Linked DNA regions of Homo sapiens: all the other regions are linked to region 4. The links are chromatin contacts, found by Hi-C or POLR2A ChIA-PET in ENCODE. All regions are on one chromosome and are shown on one strand. The core of a region is the stretch at or near the end of the contact, and the rest is flanking DNA. Distances in the headings are between cores, read along the strand shown. Region 1 holds the start of SOX12 (SRY-box transcription factor 12). Region 2 holds the start of TBC1D20 (TBC1 domain family member 20). Region 3 holds the start of CSNK2A1 (casein kinase 2 alpha 1). Region 4 holds the start of PSMF1 (proteasome inhibitor subunit 1). Region 5 holds the start of RBCK1 (RANBP2-type and C3HC4-type zinc finger containing 1). Region 6 holds the start of TRIB3 (tribbles pseudokinase 3).

The links. Hi-C counts contacts between places; a loop is a spot of excess contacts on that map. ChIA-PET counts read pairs that join two places held with the same protein, here RNA polymerase II (POLR2A). Pooled maps may share reads with other maps.
Region 1: a map of gastrocnemius medialis shows a loop between it and region 4 (4-fold over the local background). The contact joins the promoter of SOX12 here to the promoter of PSMF1 in region 4. A Hi-C loop is called at or near these places in 1 of 168 maps with a recorded cell type or tissue (gastrocnemius medialis), 1 of 37 single-sample maps with no recorded cell type and 10 of 50 pooled maps.
Region 2: a map of CD4-positive, alpha-beta T cell shows a loop between it and region 4 (7-fold over the local background). The contact joins the promoter of TBC1D20 here to the promoter of PSMF1 in region 4. A Hi-C loop is called at or near these places in 1 of 168 maps with a recorded cell type or tissue (CD4-positive, alpha-beta T cell) and 7 of 50 pooled maps. POLR2A ChIA-PET finds 5 or more read pairs at or near these places in 1 of 52 experiments (activated T-cell).
Region 3: a map of ascending aorta shows a loop between it and region 4 (10-fold over the local background). The contact joins the promoter of CSNK2A1 here to the promoter of PSMF1 in region 4. A Hi-C loop is called at or near these places in 9 of 168 maps with a recorded cell type or tissue (CD14-positive monocyte, CD4-positive, alpha-beta T cell, CD8-positive, alpha-beta T cell and 5 more), 17 of 37 single-sample maps with no recorded cell type and 24 of 50 pooled maps. POLR2A ChIA-PET finds 5 or more read pairs at or near these places in 2 of 52 experiments (MCF 10A and activated T-cell).
Region 5: a map of CD8-positive, alpha-beta T cell shows a loop between it and region 4 (25-fold over the local background). The contact joins the promoter of RBCK1 here to the promoter of PSMF1 in region 4. A Hi-C loop is called at or near these places in 2 of 168 maps with a recorded cell type or tissue (both CD8-positive, alpha-beta T cell), 1 of 37 single-sample maps with no recorded cell type and 12 of 50 pooled maps.
Region 6: a loop to region 4 is called in a map of naive thymus-derived CD4-positive, alpha-beta T cell, with 30 times the contacts of the local background. The contact joins the promoter of TRIB3 here to the promoter of PSMF1 in region 4. A Hi-C loop is called at or near these places in 1 of 168 maps with a recorded cell type or tissue (naive thymus-derived CD4-positive, alpha-beta T cell), 3 of 37 single-sample maps with no recorded cell type and 7 of 50 pooled maps.

The regions. Positions count from the first base shown.
Region 1 is chr20:323,914-326,828 of GRCh38, reverse strand. It overlaps SOX12 (SRY-box transcription factor 12), which reads right to left and starts at 1,277. Exons shown (of 1, transcript NM_006943.4): 1 at 1-1,277. The coding sequence starts at 904. NRSN2-AS1 (NRSN2 antisense RNA 1) reads left to right here and starts at 1,577. Exons shown (of 3, transcript NR_109990.1): 1 at 1,577-1,687. RefSeq lists silencers at 148-637, 658-717, 788-1,167, 1,278-1,587, 2,148-2,407.
Region 2 is chr20:460,905-463,959 of GRCh38, reverse strand. TBC1D20 (TBC1 domain family member 20) reads left to right here and starts at 1,427. Exons shown (of 8, transcript NM_144628.4): 1 at 1,427-1,624. The coding sequence starts at 1,555. RefSeq lists silencers at 988-1,057, 1,338-1,827, 1,896-2,044.
Region 3 is chr20:542,487-545,568 of GRCh38, reverse strand. CSNK2A1 (casein kinase 2 alpha 1) reads left to right here and starts at 1,779. Exons shown (of 14, transcript NM_177559.3): 1 at 1,779-1,897. RefSeq lists enhancers at 1,314-1,373, 1,484-1,533, 1,644-1,723, 1,744-1,893, 1,379-2,072 and 1 more and a silencer at 2,214-2,273.
Region 4 is chr20:1,117,249-1,120,589 of GRCh38, reverse strand. It overlaps PSMF1 (proteasome inhibitor subunit 1), which reads right to left and starts at 1,988. Exons shown (of 7, transcript NM_006814.5): 1 at 1,688-1,988. The coding sequence starts at 1,816. LOC105372493 (a long non-coding RNA gene) reads left to right here and starts at 2,142. Exons shown (of 2, transcript NR_136535.1): 1 at 2,142-2,206; 2 at 2,602-2,738. RefSeq lists enhancers at 1,716-1,845, 1,886-2,075, 2,086-2,135, 2,146-2,195, 1,595-2,237.
Region 5 is chr20:406,292-409,580 of GRCh38, reverse strand. RBCK1 (RANBP2-type and C3HC4-type zinc finger containing 1) reads right to left here and starts at 1,282. Exons shown (of 12, transcript NM_031229.4): 1 at 802-1,282. The coding sequence starts at 823. RefSeq lists enhancers at 305-374, 385-484, 545-644, 54-694, 695-744 and 1 more and a silencer at 1,315-1,584.
Region 6 is chr20:379,261-382,389 of GRCh38, reverse strand. It overlaps TRIB3 (tribbles pseudokinase 3), which reads right to left and starts at 1,630. Exons shown (of 4, transcript NM_021158.5): 1 at 1,221-1,630. RefSeq lists an enhancer at 1-511 and silencers at 197-786, 1,057-1,166, 1,187-1,346.

The DNA of each region.
Region 1 (2,915 bases), core at 28-2,527, 790 kb after region 4:
CCCCCGCGATCATCTCGGTAACCTCGGGGGTGCAGTAGTCCGGGAACTCGAAGTGCGACGTGCCCGAGGGAGGCTGCAGGTCCGGGTCGCGATCCAGGGCGCTGCAGTCCAGGCCGGCCGGGCCAGGGGGCAGCCTGGACAGAAAGCCCAGCGACTCCTCCCCCGACGCCACCGTCTCCTCTTCACCTTCCTCAGCCGCTGCCGCCTCCTCCTCCTCTTCCTCCGGCTCCTCGTCCTCCGACGGTGTCGGGGAGGCGGCGGCGGCGGCGGCCGCCCCCTCGCCCGACGGCCCTTGGGCGCGCTCCGCTTGTCCCCGAGCGGCCCGTCCCGCCGGGACCATCCTCCACAGCTCCCGCCCCGGGGTCTCGACCAGGCGCACTTCCAGCAGCTCCTCGTCGTCGTCTTCATCGTCGTCCTCGGGCGCCGCCGCCCCGCCCCCCAAAGGCCCTCCCGCTGCTCGGCGGCCCCCGCGGCCAGGCAGCTGCGGCCCGGGCTTGAGCCGGCTGCCGCCACCGCTACCACCGGGGGGGCGGGGCCGCGCCTTGGCGGGCGCCCCCTTGCTCTTTTTGCGCGGCCGGTACTTGTAGTCCGGGTAATCCGCCATGTGCTTGAGCCGCAGCCGCTCCGCCTCCCGCACGAACGGGATCTTCTCCGAGTCCTGCAGCAGCTGCCAGCGGCGGCCCAGGCGCTTGGAGATCTCGGCGTTGTGCATGTCGGGCCACTGGTCCATGATCTTCCGCCGTTCGTGCTGCGACCACACCATGAATGCGTTCATCGGCCTCTTGATGTGGCCGCTCGGGGTCTTGCACCAGCCGGGCTCGCGCGCCCCCTCCTCGGCCGGCCCGGGTCCCGGGGGCGGCGGCCCGCCGTCCCGCTTGGCCCTCGCGCCCCGCTGCTGCACCATCGCGCCTGGGCCCGGGGCCGCTAGACGCCGCCGGGGGCCGTCCGCATCCTCCGCGGCTGGGGGTGGGGGAGGAGGCAGCGGCGACGGAGGGGCGGCCCCGCCCCGCGGCTCGGCCCGGCCCCCGCGAACTGGGGAGCGAGGAGCTGGGCGCTCGGGCCCAACGGACGGCGGGGGGAGAAGGTCAGCGCGGTCTCAGGCGGGCTCGGCGCGCCCCCGCCGCCTCCGGCAAGTTGCGTCCTGGCTCACAACACACATTGTTTTGCGGGGGCCGAGGAATCGCACCCTCCGGGCCCCCGCGGGCTCTTCCTGCAGCCTCTGGCTCCGCCGCGGCCCGCGCGCGCCGCTCCCCGCCCGGCCGCCGACGCCTTTCAGTGTCTTTCTCCCCGCGCGGCCCCGCCGGCGCGCGCACCACCCCTCCCCCTCGCCGTCTGCGGGCCGCTGCGGCGCGCGCGGGGCCGCCCCGTGTAAACACCGAGGTGCCCGCTTGGGCTGCGGCCGGGCCCCGCCTCGCGCTCGGGCGCCGCGTCACCCGTTGCTGGGCAGAGAAGCCGGTATTTGCATCTCCCAATCGCTGGCCGCCGGAGCGGGGCGGGGCTCGGGCTGCGGGGCTGGGCGGTCTCGCGGCTAGGATTGGGGGAGACCGGCGAGATCGGTTTCTTTTCTTAGGTTAGGGGTTGGAGGAAGGGTAGGGGACGCGAGCCTGCTTCCATCTGACGCTGGACGCTTGTCCCTGCCCCGCGTTGCCTTTTAAATTTTAGCTCATTCCGAGACACCTGCCGTCAGGTAGGATTTCCGCCCTTTCCTCTTTCAGGGACGTCTTTTCGGACCATCCCAGAAGAGAATTTGGGGGGCCCAAGACTCAGGAAAGCTTCTTAAGGGGACGAACTCAGGTTGTCGTAGATGTTGCCCCCCGCCTACTACACACAGGGTCCGACCACATATGGGACCAGCAAATGCTTTTGGACCTAGTGAACAAATCCCTTTCTCATATATATGTATATTTAATCTCGTTCGAAGCTCCATAAGAATCCGGAGGGAGAAGGGAATATGATAATATGATGCCCAGTTTCCAAATAGGAAGCACCGAGGACACGCAGACTAGGATTCGATTCCCAGGCTCGCGGTCCCAGCTGTCTCTCCCCTGCTCAGCACCAAGGGCCGCGGGGCACCTCGCCTGCCAGCCAAAGGTCCTGAGCTGGGCGGACTTCCCGCTTTTCACAAACCGCAGGCGACATTCGAGGATGCGTGGGTGCGCCATTCCCAGGTCCTACCCCACCCCGTAGCCTGCCCGGTGCCCGACTTGGGCGCGTCGCCCCACCCAAGCCTGGAGAAGCGTGCAGGGGCACGGGGCGGAGCCAGTCCTGGGGGCGTGGCCGGGTGGCCGGCACGAGGCGCGTGGCGGGGAGGGGCCGCGCGCTCCCGGCTCACCACGTGTGAGCCAGTTCGGGCACCACTGGGCGTGTGCCGCCCCTGGGGGAGGTCACCTTCACGGCGTCGTGAGCATGGGCGATGGGAGGGGGCGCTGAGGCCTCGCCCTTGGGAAGCAGGAGCTGGGAGGTGCCCGGATTAGGGTCTTTAAGGTGGCATTCCGCTGGGGCGTAGCGGGCATGGTTTGGGGCTAGGAGAATGCGCCTCTGGCGGTACAGCTCACCCACTTCTGGACGAGCGAAGGCCAAGAGCCGAGCTTGAGGGTGTGGGGCGGGGAGGAAGGACCGAGGTGCGGCTCCGCGGCGCGGGGGGCGGGGTGGGGGTGGTGGGGAGAAAGAAATTGGAGCATCCCTGGAGGGAGGGGGCGACTCTTAAAGGCACAGGGTGCTTGGAAGAGGAGGCCCTGCTCCCGTCCAAACGGTCCCTCCGCCTTTCAGAAGCTGAGATCTGGAAAAGCCTACGTGTAAAACCTTTACATCTGCAGCCTGAGCAGTCTACCCGATGGAGTCACACTTCCTGAGTTCACATTCCCAGTCCCTCCTTTTCCTTATCCTGAAAATGGGGATAATTCAGTTTCTCCCTC
Region 2 (3,055 bases), core at 178-2,677, 660 kb after region 4:
GCCTGTAATCCCAGAGCTTTGGGAGGCGAAGGCAGTTTGAGACCGGCCTGGGCAACATAGGGAGATTCCCCACCCCCTCTATAAAAACTAAAAAAACTAGCCAGGCATGGTAGTGTGTACCTACAGTCTCAGCTACTCGGGAGGCTGCAACAGGAGGCTAGCTTGAGCCCAGGAGCTTGAGGCTGCAGTGAGCTATGATCGCTATTGCACTCCAGTCTGGGTGATAGAGTGAGACTCTGTCTCAAAAAAAAAAAAAAGATAATTTTGAGAATTCTAACAGATTATTCTTGTACTAATTACAAATATGTATTTGAATAGATTTAGACTTTTGATTTTAAGATGAAATCTCGTTTGTATTGACACATTTGAAAGCACTCATGACTCAGTATTCTTATAAATGTATTACATTTACAAGAATTACACAAGGACTTGAAAGGCTTTGTTAGAAACCTGTGATACTTAGAAAAACGAATTGAATTTATAAATGCAGTTTCAAATGTTCAAAGGATTTTAATTAGCTTAGTTTATTAATGGGACCAAATAACTGATATAATTTACTAGATTTATGAATAGAACTGTAAAACTTGGCTGTGCGCGGTGGCTCACGCCTGTAATCCCAGCACTTTGAGAGGCTGAGGCGGGCGGATCACGAGGTCAGGAGTTTCATGGGCTGGAGGTCTCAGGATAATAAAGAACTGTTGTGGTTGGGGGTGGGAGGTGGAAGAGAGTCATCAAGCAACTGGAATTATGGGAACTTCAGCATGAAGACCTAGCACTAGAAATTCGGGAGGCCACAATCACAATATCAGGGATATAACCAAGGGAATGGATGTCTAATTGGAAAGAAAGGAATATCACTGAAGACGAGAAGGAAATCAGACCTGATAAGCCAGAGCGCTGCTTTAGATGAGTGGCCACTATTTCGCACAACTTAAGGGGGCACGGTTCACGTGAACGTCTACGTAAATGGCGCTCCCAGGCCTTGTGCAGTGCATAACCTGCGGACCCGTATGACATGAACCTGCTAGATCCCCAAGTACCCAAGAACTGATGACAGGAGTTCGTGTGGGGAGACGAGACAGGAGGTAAAAAAATAATCCTTGGTAAGCAAAAATTGGTCATAATTGTGGAGTATTTACTATATGCTTGGTGATGTTCTAAACACTCTCAATAACCTTGTGAGTTCAATATTTTTATTATCATCAATACTATTTTACAGATGAAAGAAGCAAAGGAAACGACAGCTGGTCTCGAGCACACTCGCTCAAGAGCGCCACACTCTACACCGTAGAGTCTACAGCGCAGACGAAGCCAACTCCTCAGAGCGCTCACCGCGCTCTTTCCGCAGCCTCCCCCGCCGCCGGCCGGGCGTAGCGCAGGGTCACGTGCCGGCGCGGGGCGGGGCCAGCGGGGCGCCTGCGCGCCTGCGCGCCGCTGGCCGACGGAGGGGAGCCTGCCGATGCCGAGCGGGTGCTACGTCCCGCGGTCGGAGCCGCGTCTTCTCCCGGCTCCGCCACCAGCCGGGGCTCGGGTGGGGGCCCGGGGCCCCGGGGCATGGCCCTCCGGAGTGCGCAGGGCGACGGCCCCACCTCCGGCCACTGGGACGGCGGCGCGGAGAAGGCAGGTACGGAAGCCGACCGGGGCGCCGGGAGCGGCCTGCGAGGGCGGCCCGGGGGGCAGGGGCAGCTGGCGGAGGCGGCGCCGGAGGGGCGCGGGCTGGGGACCCGGGGCTGCTGCGGGGTTCCGGGCGGCGAGAGGAACAGGCTGAGGGCCCAGGGCACGTCTGATGAGGAGAGGGCCTGGAACTGGGGGGGCTCGGGCGGGTGCCGAGCTGACCCGAGGGAGCCTGGCGGCAGAGTCGCGTCCCCAGGCAGAAGAGCGGGCGGCGGCTTCGCGCCCCGGCTTTCTTCCATCTGGAGAGGACTGGGACTCCTCGAGCGCGGAGGCCAGGCCCACCCCGTCCCAGGCGTCCGCCACGTCCGCAGGCTCCCGGAGCCGCCTCCCCGAGGGGTATCAGCTCTCCCGAACTGCATTCACCGTCGCCGGCTTGATTGACGCGCTGCCCGCGTACCGCCGATGTAATTACCACACAGTTCTTCCTTTAAGGTGCACAGTTCAGTGATTCTTAGAAAATTCACAAAGTTGTGCAGCCATCGCCGCTGTCTGATTCCAAAACGAAACCCTTACCCATTAATAGGCACTCCGCGTTCCCCGGTATTCACGACGCCTGGCAACCACGAATCGACTTTCTGTCTGTCTTCTGCCACCTATTTTAATGTTATTCAATTGTGTAAAAGCGGCCGGGCACCATGGCTCGCGCCTGTAATCCCAGCGCTTTGGGAGGCCATGGTTGGAGGATCGATTGAGGCCAGGATTTCGAGATCAGGCTGGGAAACACAGCGAGGCCTCATCTCTACAAAAAGTTTTTAAAAGTTAGTCGGGTGTGGAGGCTCGAGCCTGTGATCCCAACGACTCTGGAGGCTGAGGCAGGAGGATCGCTTGAGCCCAGGACTTAGAGGCTACTCTATGATTGCGCCACTGCACTCCGGCCTGGGTGACAGATGGAGACCCTATCTCAATAATAATAATAAGTAAATAATTGTATAAAAAGCGCTTCTATTTTTATACTCTTTTAGTTTGGACAATTTCTGTGAAATCATGTTTTTGTTGCACATGATGTTCTCAAATGTTTTTCATTCAATAAATACATGACAGTTAAAATTATGAATGTACACCGTGAACCAAGTTAAATAATCTTTTTTCCTTGAGGAAGACTAAGGTGACTTTCCCTATTTCCAGTCCTCTGATGGATGGTGCCCGTAACAGAGCCAAACACGTTATTAATACAACCCACATATTTTGAGGAAGCTCCTGGTATCTATATTTTATTTTATATTTTATTTGGGCTCATTTTCTGTTTTTCCCTTTTTCTTATGTTCTGATACTGAATGGAAGTGGAGCTCTGAACCCTTTGGCACCGTAACCCTTTAATTACTGGTGTTTGTGTGATGTCTGTCCTCATGGCATAACAGTCAATGCCCTAGGCAGCATGGGT
Region 3 (3,082 bases), core at 530-3,029, 570 kb after region 4:
ACATCCCCAGTACCTAGCACAGTGTCTGGCTCATAGCAAATGATGAATTGTTGTGAGTTAAACAAATGTGAATACAGTTGGGAAAAACAAAGCCACAAGAGCCAAAAAGATACGTTCGAGAGGTAGGTAGAAGGGTATCATTTCCTGGAAGATGGCTTCCCAGAAACTTTGGGATTATCTTGTATAACCTCCTCAGTCCACAAGTGGGGAAATTGAGGCCCAGTTACAGGACACTGAGAGAAAAACTGTTGTGGGTTCCCAGGCAATTGGGATCAGATGTCACAAGCTGTCTAGCAGATGAGGTCCAGAGAAGGCCACAGCCACCTCCCTGAGGCCATCACTATAAGTCTGCAGCCACCACCAGCCCTAACCCCACATGGGGAAGAGGTGCCTCTTTGGGAGCAGAGGTGCTAGTCAGCTGACAAACTGTGAAGGCAGGGCTGTGGAGGGTGGAGAGGCCCATTCCTGAGACAACCAGCTATTCTGAGACAGTTAGGGATAATGGTTGGTACTGAAAGAACCTGGCCTCCTCACCCTCGTTCCAGTGCTCACACCTCTGTCCCACCAGAGGTGAGACTAATACTTGAACTCCTTTCAGCAACTCTTAGACGCTTCAGCTTTTATCAGGGCCTGCAAAGGAGAGGTTGATCATCAGATGGAGCCCTGTCCACTGGGGGCTCCCAGTCTGATGGAGGAGACAGACTGAGGTCCTCAGGTTACTGACTGATAGTGTCTGGGTTGGAGGGAGTTAAACAGAGAGGAGACCCCTAGAGGAAAGGATCCCTGAATTAGTTCAATCGGCATACAGAAATTATCCAGTCCATGAGGTGACAGTAAGAGAAGTAACTGCCAGTGTAAAGGGAGGGAGGCAACACAGCTAAGTTCCAGGAATTGTTTGCAGTCTTGTGGGTGGAATCTTCCGGAATTTGAGAAGAGAGTGGCAGAATAGGAGGCTGGAAAGGAGGGTTTGGCCAAATTATGGAGGACTCTGAATGTCAAGTGAAGAGTTTGGGCTATCTTTGGTGCATAAAGAGGTCCATGGGAGATTTTTGACCATAGGGAGACCATGATGAGCTCTGCATGGTAGAAAGTGCTTTGTGGCTGTTTTGGGGAGGTAGCTCGGGCAAGGAGAGCAGGGGTGGGAGGCAGATAGAAGGAAAAAAAAACACTGTATTTTGGACGCACAGCTCTTGGCAGGACTCCTGTAGGAGGAAGGAATTGGGCCTTGGTCTCTTGAGAGCTAGTATCCTCACTTCTCAGACTCCTGCGCCATGCCCTTCCTAGGGTCCAACTTTCATTCACTTCTTCCGAACTCCAAGTTTGAATAGAAAGTGTTGCTGAAACCCTAATTTAAAACGAGGGGTCAGAGCAAAAGAGACTTCAGCTCCCAGAATGCTTGGCTCTACAGCTCTGCAGGTCGCGCATGGTTCTTTTCAAGAAAGGGGGGCCAGCTGGGTGAAGTGTGGGAAACCTGGGTACCGCCATCTTAACTTGGGTCAAACCAACTGTTCACCTAATGGGAGGTTCGTGTTCTCTCTGTTGTCACTTGTTAACACTATTGAAATAAAATGCGCTTAACTATTGCAAGTCTCCTTATTCTGCTTTGCGTTGGGGATTCCTTCCATTTTGCACCCTAGGCCAGAACTGAATCCCTAAGGTTACAATAGGACATCCCAGCATGGCCGCATTCAGAGAGATTCCTCTGGGGGCGGAGTCGGAAGCTGTCTCGCCCCGCCTCCTGGTAGGAGGGGGTTTCCGCTTCCGGCAGCAGCGGCTGCAGCCTCGCTCTGGTCCCTGCGGCTGGCGGCCGAGCCGTGTGTCTCCTCCTCCATCGCCGCCATATTGTCTGTGTGAGCAGAGGGGAGAGCGGCCGCCGCCGCTGCCGCTTCCACCACAGGTACCTAGGGAGCAGCCAGGCGAGGTCGTTGGCGGGTGGGGTGGGCCCAGGATAGGGCAGCGGAGCGCGGCCGACCCTCACGCTTCCAGCAGACTCCTGAGCGGCCCGTCGCCTTCCCCTGCCCCCACCTTCACACATAAACCAAGCGAGGCCCCTGCAGCCCATCGGGGAGGCCCAGGGGCCACCCCTCAGGGCGGAGGGCGAGGTTTGGGGGCAGAGGCCGATGTGAGGGTGGGAACCGGCTGCCGGAGTCCAGCTTATTGCAGAGGAGAGGACTGAACTGGGTGGGGACTAGGGGACAACTTGGAGGAGGGGGTCGTCAGAGGGGGAAGGGAACTTGAGGGGTGGGGCCGCAGGGGGGTGCTGGGGGAGGGTGCGGAGGGAGTGGTGCCTGCTGGGTAGTGTGCAGTGAACCCTCCCGCGAAACTGGGCAGCTGGAGTAGGGGCCTTCTTAGGGTCCCTCTGGGCGGGGCTGAGCTTCCCACCTGCAGAGTGGGTGCGAGGTGGAGAGAACCCCAGGCGGGGTTGCTGGGGCGAAAGGGGGAAGGGACCAAGACGTGGGGCAGAACGTCTGGAGTTGGAGTTAAGGACTAGTTAGGAGCCTGGATAGAAAAAGAGGTATGGAGAGAAAGCTTGGCTAAGGGTATACATATGTTGGTGACCTTTTGAAAGAGTAGGACTTTTCAATTTTGTTTTTCGTTGTGTGTTTTTTGCAGTGTTGGAACATTGCTAGATTAAGCAGGTGATGGGTGGAGCTTCTGTAGTTTGTTTTGGGGAAGCAGAGTCAGGGTCAGGAGAAGTTGCATCTTGGCTATTGCTTTGTGTGGAGGAAAGAGTTTTGAAAAGAAGGTGGCAAATTATTTGGGAAGACTTGATTACTTTTCAGCTGTTTAATTCTACGAGAATGGGACATGGGGAGAGGAAATGAAAACTAAGAAGAGAGGCCGGGCGTGTGGCTCACGCCTGTAATCCCAGCACTCTGGGAGGCCGAGGCGGGTGGATCACGAGGTCAGGAGTTCGAGACCAGCCTGACCAACACGGTGAAACCCCGTCTGTACTAAAAATGCAAATATCAGCCGGGCTTGGTGGCGCGCGCCTGTAATCCCAGCTACTCGGGAGGCTAAGGCAGGAGAATCGCTTGAACCTGGGAGGCGGAGGTGGCAGTGAGCTGAGATCCGCCACTGC
Region 4 (3,341 bases), core at 739-3,238:
TGCTTAAGATTAAAAAGCTGGAGTAAGACAAGTGGGGAGACAAGATTTCTGTTAGGGGAACTATGCATTGAAAGAGGGGCCTGACGCTGAAATGGGGGTGCTGTCTCTACCTGGTCCCAAGGTCTGAAATGCTGGAAGACATTTGGAAGGTATGTGGAATGAAGAGCAGCACAAAGAGAAAGGTCAGGGACAGATGTGTTTGGGAAGGTGAAATGATTCCTGCTTCCAGGTATGTGTGTGTGAAAGGCTAGCTGTTCTTTTCCATCCTCATATCTAGTCTTAGAGCCCATTTGAGAGATGAAGTATGTGTGAGTTTGGAGGTGGGAATGGGGATCCTGAGTGTGTACCTGGGGTCCCAGTGAGATAATTGAGGTCTGGGGAAAAAAAGAGCCAGAAATCCCTGACGGTTCTTGTGTTCTGATTCCTGCTGGAGGGGGTAAAGTGTGAGAGGGGTATGGTGGTCTTGGTCTTTAGTTCTAAGAGACAGAGAGGAATAGGGACAGCAGTGAGGGGTGGGGGAAAGGGGATACTTGTCTAAGTGCTCAGAATGTACAAAGCAAGTTTGAAGAGAGGTCCCTAAAGCTATGTCAGGAGGGGAGAATTAAGACTCTATTTGAGAAGCTAAAAAAAATGATTAGAGGAGTTGAGAACTGAAGCAGTCAAAAAGGAGAGGAAGGGTGAAATCTCATGGCAAGATGCAATAGGTGGGGTGGTCTGTTTCCCATGGCTAGTCTTGGTTCTGAGAGTGAGAGAACAGTGACAGTGAGGGGCAGGCATGGAGGCAGGCCCACTTCTCCCAGGAAGCAGATGTCTAGGATGATGTGGATGTTGGGGATGAGGGTCACAGGGAAGAGACAGGAAAGAAAGAAGAATGCCAGAGCAAAGAATTAGTGAGGTGGGTTGGGTCCAGCAGTCCTAGAACTCTGTGGGGATGACAACGACGTCCCTAGCTGTAAGAGGTGGAGCCTGGGGATGGGAGAAGAGGGGCTGGCCCTATGGGGACAACTATGAGGAGAAAATCTTATATGACCCTCACACCCAGGGTGTATGTGTGTACGACTCTGGGGGTGATTGCTTCCTAGAGCTTGAGTTGGGGATGGCAGTAGCGAGTGGACTATGCTGGGCCCTTCAGTAAAGGGTGAAAGGCGTGTGAACTCTCTGGGCCCATGCTAACGGGTGAAAAAAGGGCCCTGGCCTGGGGCTGAGTAGGTCAAAGCTCACTCCTGTACCTGTGCTTGGATCCAGATGTTTGGTGGAGGCTCTACTGTGGTATGAGGGCGGAACTGAGTCAGTCCCCTCACCCCGAGGCTGGGTGGTAAGGAGTTCAGACGGGATCAGGTGGGTGAGAAGTGCTCTGGGGAGCTAAACTCCTGTCTAGATTCTTTGCCATTCTATGGAATGCTAGATCCACACAGTCCTGGCCTGAGAGGCTGCCAGGCTGTGTTGAAGCGAGTGTCCGCCCTTGAGTTTACAAATCATGTTGTGCCAGCTGTGCCGTGAGGGACTCTGGGCTGGGATGGGGCAGGTGAGCAACCTCCGACCCGCAGGTTTTACCAACGCTGCCATCTGCCCCAGACCCTGCACTGGGAGAAGCGGGGAAATCGGGCGCTCTGGACCAGGCCTCCGGTACTCTGAGTTTGGGCAGAAGACAGTTCCCTCCTCCACCCTGGCCGGCTCCGTGGCGTACCTGGTCACCGACACCCAAGCCGAAGTAACCGTGTGTCACCACTTCCCAATGCAAGAAGCAGACGAGCGCGTCCTGCCTGCAGGTGATGGCCGGCGCTGCCGATGCGAACAGTACCTCCAGGCCCGCCATGAGCGCCCGCGACTTCGGCGTCTGGAGGAAAGAAGGGGGCGGGGGTAGTGCAGTGAGCCGGCTCCGCGGCCGGGGTAGCTATAACTCTGCTTCCCTCTTGCGCTGGTTCTTGCCGAGTCCACACCTGAGACCAAAATGGAGACGCCCGGGGACGGGGCGGGGCGGGGAAGCCGGAAGTAGTCCCAACAGCGGGCGCAACTGCGTGAGGCGCGCCGGGTTGGCAACGCGAGCGCAGCACTGAAAGGTTCCGCCAGGGAGTGCGAGCGGGGCGTGGCCCCTCAAAGCCGGAAGCCGGGTCTTGGCGGCAGTCGACAGGATCGCCTGACGCGGGCACAGCGTCCTCCAAGAGGCCACCTTGCTGAGAGGCAGACTTCCCATCCACAAAATGGGGTATGCTAGGCCGGGGAAGGGGCTGGGAAATGTGGCTAAAATACATTCTTAATAATCGTTAACACGTTCGCCGTGCTTGCTACCGTCCACATTATTCTAAACGCTTTACTTGTATTCATTTATTTAATCTTCACAACCCAACTCTATGCAGTTGATATTAACGATTAATGTGCCTCATTGCACAGATGAGGAAACTGAGGCGCAGAGGGATAATTTGACCAAGATGACAACAGCCAGCCGGTGAACGGCTGAAATGGTTATGGGAACCTGGCAGTCTGGCTTCTAAGATAACATTTATTAAGTGTTTATTGTGTGCTACATCGTGCGCTAAAACCTTTACATCACCCTCTCAACAACTCTATGAAGTATGGACCGTTATTATCCCCATTTTGCAGATGACAAAACGGCTCAGAGTTGAAACCACTTCTCCAAGGAGACACAACTGCTGCCCGCAGAGCTGAAGCTCCTGACCCACTATCAAATTTCAATCATTTATTTGCCTACCCCCTTTATGATTTTTACCACCCGTTACTTCAACAAGTTTCATGAAATCCACTTATTGTTTTTACCCAAATAAATTTAGTTTCCCCATCCCAGTCACTAACCTGGTTCAAGCTCCTGTCATCTTTCACTTGGATGCCTGGCATCAGCCTCAGAACTGCCCCATTCCATTCCTGTCTCTCTCTAGTCTGTACTGCACTCCGCAACCAGAGAGATTCTGTTAGAAAACAAGTCAGATCGGCCAGGTGTGGCGGCTCATGCCTGTAATCCCAGCACTTTGTGAGGCCGAGGCAGGCGGATCACTTGAGGTCAGGAGTTTGAGACCAGCCTGGCCAACATGGTGAAACCCTGTCTCTACTAAAAATACAAAAATTAGCTGGGTGTGGTGGCGCACGCCTTTAGTCCCAGGTACTCGGGAGGCTGAGGCATGAGAATCAATCGAACCCGGGAGGTGGAGGTGGAGGTTGCAGTGAGCCAAGATCGCACCATTGCACTTCAGCCTGGGCAACAGAGCGATCTTCTGTCTCAAAAAAGAAAAAAAAAAAAAAAGAAAAGTCAGATCACATCCGTTGGCTCAAAATCGTCACACTCAATGGAAAAGTAAAGTCCTCCCCATGGTCTGCAGGAATCTGCA
Region 5 (3,289 bases), core at 33-2,532, 710 kb after region 4:
CACTGTCCCAGGAACTGGAATCCCACAGAGATTTATAAACAGGGCCCCTCTCCTTATGGATCTCCCTGCCCAGTGGGGAGACAATGAACAAGTTTAACAAGAAAAAAAAAAAAAGTCAGATTGCGATCCTTGCTGGCAGGGAAATAAACAGGTTAAGGAGACCAGGGGAGGCCTCTGGGAGGGGGTAACACTGAAGCTAAGACCTGAAGGAGGAGAAGCTGCACGTGTCAAGCTCCAGTGGGGAAGAGTGGTCCAGGTGGAAGGAAGAGTAAGGGCCTTGGCCAAAAAATGGTTGGATGAGAACCGAAGGAAGCCAGTGGGGCTCCAGTAGAGTGAGCATGGCGGGGTGACTGAGGACAGATATCCTGTGGGCCACCCAGGGCCTCTGGGTTTTGTTTGGAGAACACAGAGGGGCATGGGAGGGTTTCCAGCAAGGCAGTGACTGACTTCCGTTCTACAACCCTAGGTGCAGGGGACAAGAGAAGAGGCAAGTACCCCTGCTTCTCAGGTCAACTGACGTCTGTCTCCCACCAGCCCAGGAGGTCTCCAAGTTCAATGCCCTGTGTCCTCTGCGAGTCCCCTAGCCCCATCTCAGCACAGAGCCAGCCCAAGGAGTTCTCAGGGCCCCAAGATGGCTCTGGAAGCCAGCAGGTACCAAAGGAGGAAACTGATGGGGAGGAGGGTAGAGGGAGGGCAGGCTAAAGCCCCCTCTCCAAGGCCCTTCTGGCCAGGGGCAAGGCCAGGTCCTGCGGGGCCCACTTCCCACCGGAAGTTCCCCAGCCACCTCCAGCCTGTGCCCACCTTTCTTGGTCTTCTCGTCCATCTGGCGTGGCTGTGCCCATCCCCCTGGGGGGGACCGTGCCTCCTGGGAAATGCTACCTCCGGGTCGCCTGGGAGAGGCGGGAGACCAGGAGCAACTCAGCCAGGCCGTGTGGCCTCCGGCGCGGCCCAAGCCCTGTGTGTGCCTCGCTGTCCCCGCGGCAGTCGGGAAGCATCACACTGCCCGGTGACCAGGCCGGGATCCTGCGTGGGGCGGTGAGAGGGCAGCGGGCGCCGAGACAGGTCCGCACTGGGCGCAGGAGGAAACGGGACCAGCCGAGGTGGGAAGAAGCGGGGAAAGGACGCCCGGACACCACCCAGCCGGGGCGTTCCAAGTCCCGGAGGACCCCCACTTGCGGGAGCGCCCCTGGCGTCCCGGGTTTCAAGGCAAAGCCCTCTCTCCTCCCGGGAGGCCCCAGTTCTTCGCAAGGGGAGCGGCTTCGGCGGAAGAGAAAGTGAAAGTGGCGGCCCCGGAAGTGGGGCGGGACTGGGAGGGGGGGCCGGAAAAATTGTCGCCTCATCCGGGACCTCCACTGCCCGGCTACCCGGCGGCGGCGGACGCCGAGTGCGGGGTCCCAGCGGTCCCGGCGCTCCTGTTTGGGGCGACCCCACCCCGTCCTCCGGGGCTGATCGCGGGTCCCCGGACTCCCGCCCGGGTCACCCTGCGGGCCGCATCGCAGAGCCGCGGGAAGGAGCTGGGCCGCAGGCGGGGTGGGCGGGGCCGGGGCGGGGCCGGGGGCGGGGCCGGGGGGGCCGGGGGCTGGGGGCGGGGCCGGGGTGGGCCGGGGGCCGGGGCCGGGGCCGGGGGCGGGGCCGGGGGCAGGAGCAGGAGCCTGAGCAGGAGTCGGCGCCGGAGCCGGGGCTGGAGGGCGGCGGGATCCACAGCGTCGAGCCGCTGGGGACGGGTTAGGAGCGCGCCCTGCGAGCCCGGCGCCTGCTCACCCAAGCCTCAGGCATACCTCGGGGCAGGCCCGGTCCTTGGCCCCGTTTGCACATGAATAAACGAAGGCTCTGTTTGTTGATGACCTGTCCAAGGCCACTCAGCCGAGGTTTGAATCCAGGCCTGGCAGGCTCAGGAACCCGCCCTTACCCAGATCCGACGCTGCCTCTCAGCGGTCACCGTCTGTCTTTTCGTTGAGCTATTGGTGAAGTTTGCATTCGTCTGCCTCATGCGCCGCTTTAATTTTTCTCCCGTTCCTCGTCCCATCGATCAGCAGATCCTGCGGGCTCCACTTGCAGAATCTCATCCCTCACCTCCTCCGGCCCCATCCCGCTCCAGCTCCATCAGTGCTCCATCATCTCAGGGGTCTTGAACCAGCCTCCTCCTGGGCCTCCTTGCTTCTCTTTTTGCCCCCTACCGTCCATTTCCACCTAGCTGCCGGAGAGTCCTGTTAAAATGTAAATCAAACCCATGCCACTCCCCGACCCAAGTACTCCCATCTCACTTAAAGCAAAATCCGAGATCTGTCCCAGGGCTCGCAAATTGCCTCCCGATCTCTGTCTTCGTAGCTGACTGCCCTGCCCCTGCCTCATTCCACTCAAGTCCCATTGACCTGCTGGGTCCTGGAGTAAGTCAGACACACTCCCGCCCTAAGGCCTTTGCACCTGCCATAACCCAAACGTCTGCATGGCTCCCTCCTTCCCTTTATTTTGGTCTTTACCCAAAAATCTTCCCTAGTTACTCCATCTGAAATTTCACAGACACACGTATCCAGCATTTCACATCCGCTTTCCTGGCTTCATTTTTTCTTCTCAGCATCTATTACTGTCTAACGGAGCATGTTTTACTTATTTATGTTATTCTGGGTCTGTTTTCCTCTCCTAGAGGGCAGGGACTTTGGTTTGTTTTGCTCACTGCTGTGTTCCTGGTGTCTAGAACAGTTCCAAACACATAATGGAGGCTCCATATGTTGAATGAAGGAATGAACCTCAGACCTTCATCTGGGATAATTTTTCTTTTGCCGGAAACACATCCCTTTAGACAATGTTTCTTAACTTTGGCTGTACATTTGAATGGCCTGGGGAAGCCTTTTTTTTTTTTTTTTTTTTTTTTGAGATGGAGTTTCACTCTTGTTGCCCAGGCTGGAGTGCAGTGGCGTGATCATGGCTCACTACAGCCTCCAACTCCTGGGCTCAGCTTCCCGAGTAGCTGCAAACCACGGGCACGTGCCACCACAGCTGGCTAATTTTTGTAGAGACAGGGTTTGGTCATGTTGCCCAGGCTGGTCTTGAACTCCTGGGCTCAAATGATCTGCCCACCTCGGCCTCCCAAAATGCTGGGAAATGGTTGCTGTTGAGATATCATCACCTGTCAATCTAACTGCTGTTCTTTTTATAAACAGCTTTATTGAGATATCATCACCTGTCAATCTAACTGCTGTTCTTTTTATAAACAGCTTTATTGAGATATAATTTATATGCCATAAAATCCACCCACCTAAAATATACAATTCAATAGTTTTTAGTAACA
Region 6 (3,129 bases), core at 381-2,880, 740 kb after region 4:
CATCAGTAGTCCAGGCTGCCTTGGCCCCGGCCATCCCTCAGAGCCTGTTGGGGCCTGGGATAAGCTCCACCCAGATGGGGACAGATGCGGTAACTGAGTCTATACATCTTGGGCAAGGCATTTTGCAGACCACACTGCAGAATAGAATCTGTGATGTGGAATGAAAGCAGCCCCTAATATCTACCTCTTGCTGTTCCCTGCCACACTCGGGACCCAGGGAAATGAGGGCGGGTTACATCAAGCGCAAGCGCGCGCGCGCACGCACACACACACACACACACACACACACAGCCCTCCCAGCTGTCACACCCATGGTCTACCCGAGCAAGGCCGCACCCCCACCCCGCCCCGCCCCCCGCAGCCAGGCCCCTCCCGTGGGAGCCCAAGCGAAAGGCGGCGGGTGTCCGAGTCAGAAGTTTCAGCGGAAATTGAAGCGCGGCCCTGGGACAGGAGGGGGGTGAGGCAGAGGGAAGGAGGTGGCTGTCGTCCCCCGCCCTCCCCGGTCTGCAGGCACAGCACACACCGCAGACACGCGCGCACCGTCCACCTGCAAACCCGGAGCCGCGCACTGGGGAGAACCAGCGGCCCTGCCGGGCCAGAGATCGCGCGCTGCGCCCCCGCTCCCACTCCCTCGGCTCCCCCGCTCCAGGGCACCCCAGCCCTGTCCCGGCGGTGTCCCCTGCACCGCCAACCCCTGCCACCAAGTGCCCAGCCCTCCAGACAGCTCTCACCATCTCCTGAGACACAGGTGCTCGGGACCCACCCTCACCCAGGACTCTCCCCTGCGGGTTCACGAGGACCCCCTCGGATCCCCCGCCACCCCCAGAGTCCTCCAGTGCCCCCCACAAGCCCCTCACCGCACCACACGACTCCCCTATCCCGCACTCACGCAAAACAGACCCCCGCACGCCCTCCTCTAGGGGTGACGGCCGGACACCTCCGTCCCTGGCTTCCCCAGCCCAACTCGGGCGACCCCACGCTCCGCGGGGCCGCGTCACCTGAAGCCCGGGGGGAGCACTCAGCCCAGGCCCGGATCAAAAGGGATCTGACCTGGCCGCGCCCCGACGGCGGGGTCTGTGAAAAGGTGTGTAAGGGGCGTGCGTGCGTGTAACACGCGGCAACACGCAGACGCCCAGAGGCTTCCGGCGCCCCCTTCCCCGGCCGCCCCCTCCCGCCCCCCGGCCTCCGGGCGAGTCCGCAGGCCGCACCCCGCCGAGTACCTCGCCCCGTCGTTCCGCGTGGGCCCGGGCGCCGCCGGGGCTCAGAGCCTCCAGGGCACCAGCAGGTGGGCCGGCCCGCTGCGCTGCTGCCGAGCTCGGGATCCCAGCCCAGCTCCAGCCCTGCCCGGGTCCTAGCAGCGGACGCGCGCGGAGCCGCCTCCACTTCCGCTGCGAGTCTCGTGCGCGCCCGGCCCCCGGTCCGGGTGATGCAAACCGGAGCTAATCCCCCGGTCCGGGTGATGCAAACCGGAGCTAATCCCCCGGTCCGGGTGATGCAAACCGGAGCTAATCAGCCGCCGTCTGATGCCCTCGGGCCCGGGATCGCACCATCCCCCGCGCCGCGCCCGGGCCTCTCTCCTCTGCATCCGCTGCACCTGGGACCCGCCCTCGCTGGCCCCCTAGGGGCGTCTGGTCAGTGCAGACATCAGCCACGGACTCTCCCTATCACCTTGGAAAAAAAATTTGCTCTTTTTTTTTTTTTTTTTGAGACAGAGTCTTGCTCTGTCGCCCAGGCTGGAGGGCGGTGGCGCGATCTCGGCTCACTGCAAGCTCCGCCTCCCGGGTTCACGCCATTCTCCTGCCTCAGCCTCCCGAGTAGCTGGGACTACAGGCGCCCGCACCACGCCCGGCTAATTTTTTGTATTTTTAGTAGAGACGGGGTTTCACCTTGTTAGCCAGGATGGTCTCGATCTCCTGACCTCGTGATCCACCCGCCTCGGCCTCCCAAAGTGCTGGGATTACAGGCGTGAGCCACCGCGCCCGGCCAAAAATTTGCTCTTCTGAGCCTCGGTTTCCCCACCTATGAAATGGGAAGAACATTCCTCCTTCTCAGGATGGTGCTTAAAAGAGCAAACAGTGACTGTTGTCGGGGTGCTTCCCCTTTTTTATAAAGCACATTCCCAGCACTGCCTTATAAAACCTTTAGGAGAAGTGGACATGCGGGAATCTCCATTCTCCACATTCTACTGAGAGCCAGCCTGAGGCCCAGCTATGGGCAAGTGGTTCAGAAGCTTCAGGAAGGCCTATGGACTTAAGAGCTGACTCTGGGCTCAAAGGAACCACCGTGGCGCCCTTGGGAGGCCTAAGGTCTGCTGAGCTTCCCCGCGTCCCTTTGCTAGAGGCAGTGCGGCCTAGTGGTGAAGAGCCCCTAGAGCCAGCTGGCCTAAGAGTGCACTCCACCTCCGCTCCAACCCACAGTGCTACCCCAGAAAAGCTACCTAAAACCCTGCCTCAACTTCCTGCTCCATAAAATGGGCTCATAATTGCGCTCACTTCATAAAGTTGTTGTGAGGATTAAATAATTTAATATGTGTAAGACGCTTAGAACAGTGTGTGGCACATTGCGGATGCTCAGTGGAGTGTAAACAATGGAGACAGAGAGGGAAAGAGGCCTTTAATATGCTTGCACCCAAGGCCTGGGAGGGCTTGGTGCTACTTGATTTGGGGTGAAACACCCCTCTGCGTCCTAGGCGTCCAGCACCTTTCTTTTTTTTTCTTTTTTTGAGGCAGAGTTTCACTCGTTGCCCAGGATTGAGTGCGATGGCACGATCTCGGCTCACTGCAACCTCCACCTCCCGGGTTCAAGCGATTCTCCTGCCTCAGCCTCCCAAGTAGCTGGGATTACAGGCATGCGCTACTATGCCTGGCTAATTTTGTATTTTTAGTAGAGACAGGGTTTCTCCATGTTGGTCAGGCTGGTCTCGAACTCCTGACCTCAGATAATCCACCTGCCTCGGCCTCCCAAAGTGCTGAGATTACAGGCATGAGCCACCGCGCCCGGCCTGGGTCCAGCACCTTTCTTAGAAATCCCTTTTGATCTGAATTCACCAGTGTCAAAAAATAACTCCTCAGCTGGGTGAGCTGGCTCATGTCTGTAATCCTAGCACTTTGGGAGGCCAAGACGGGAGGA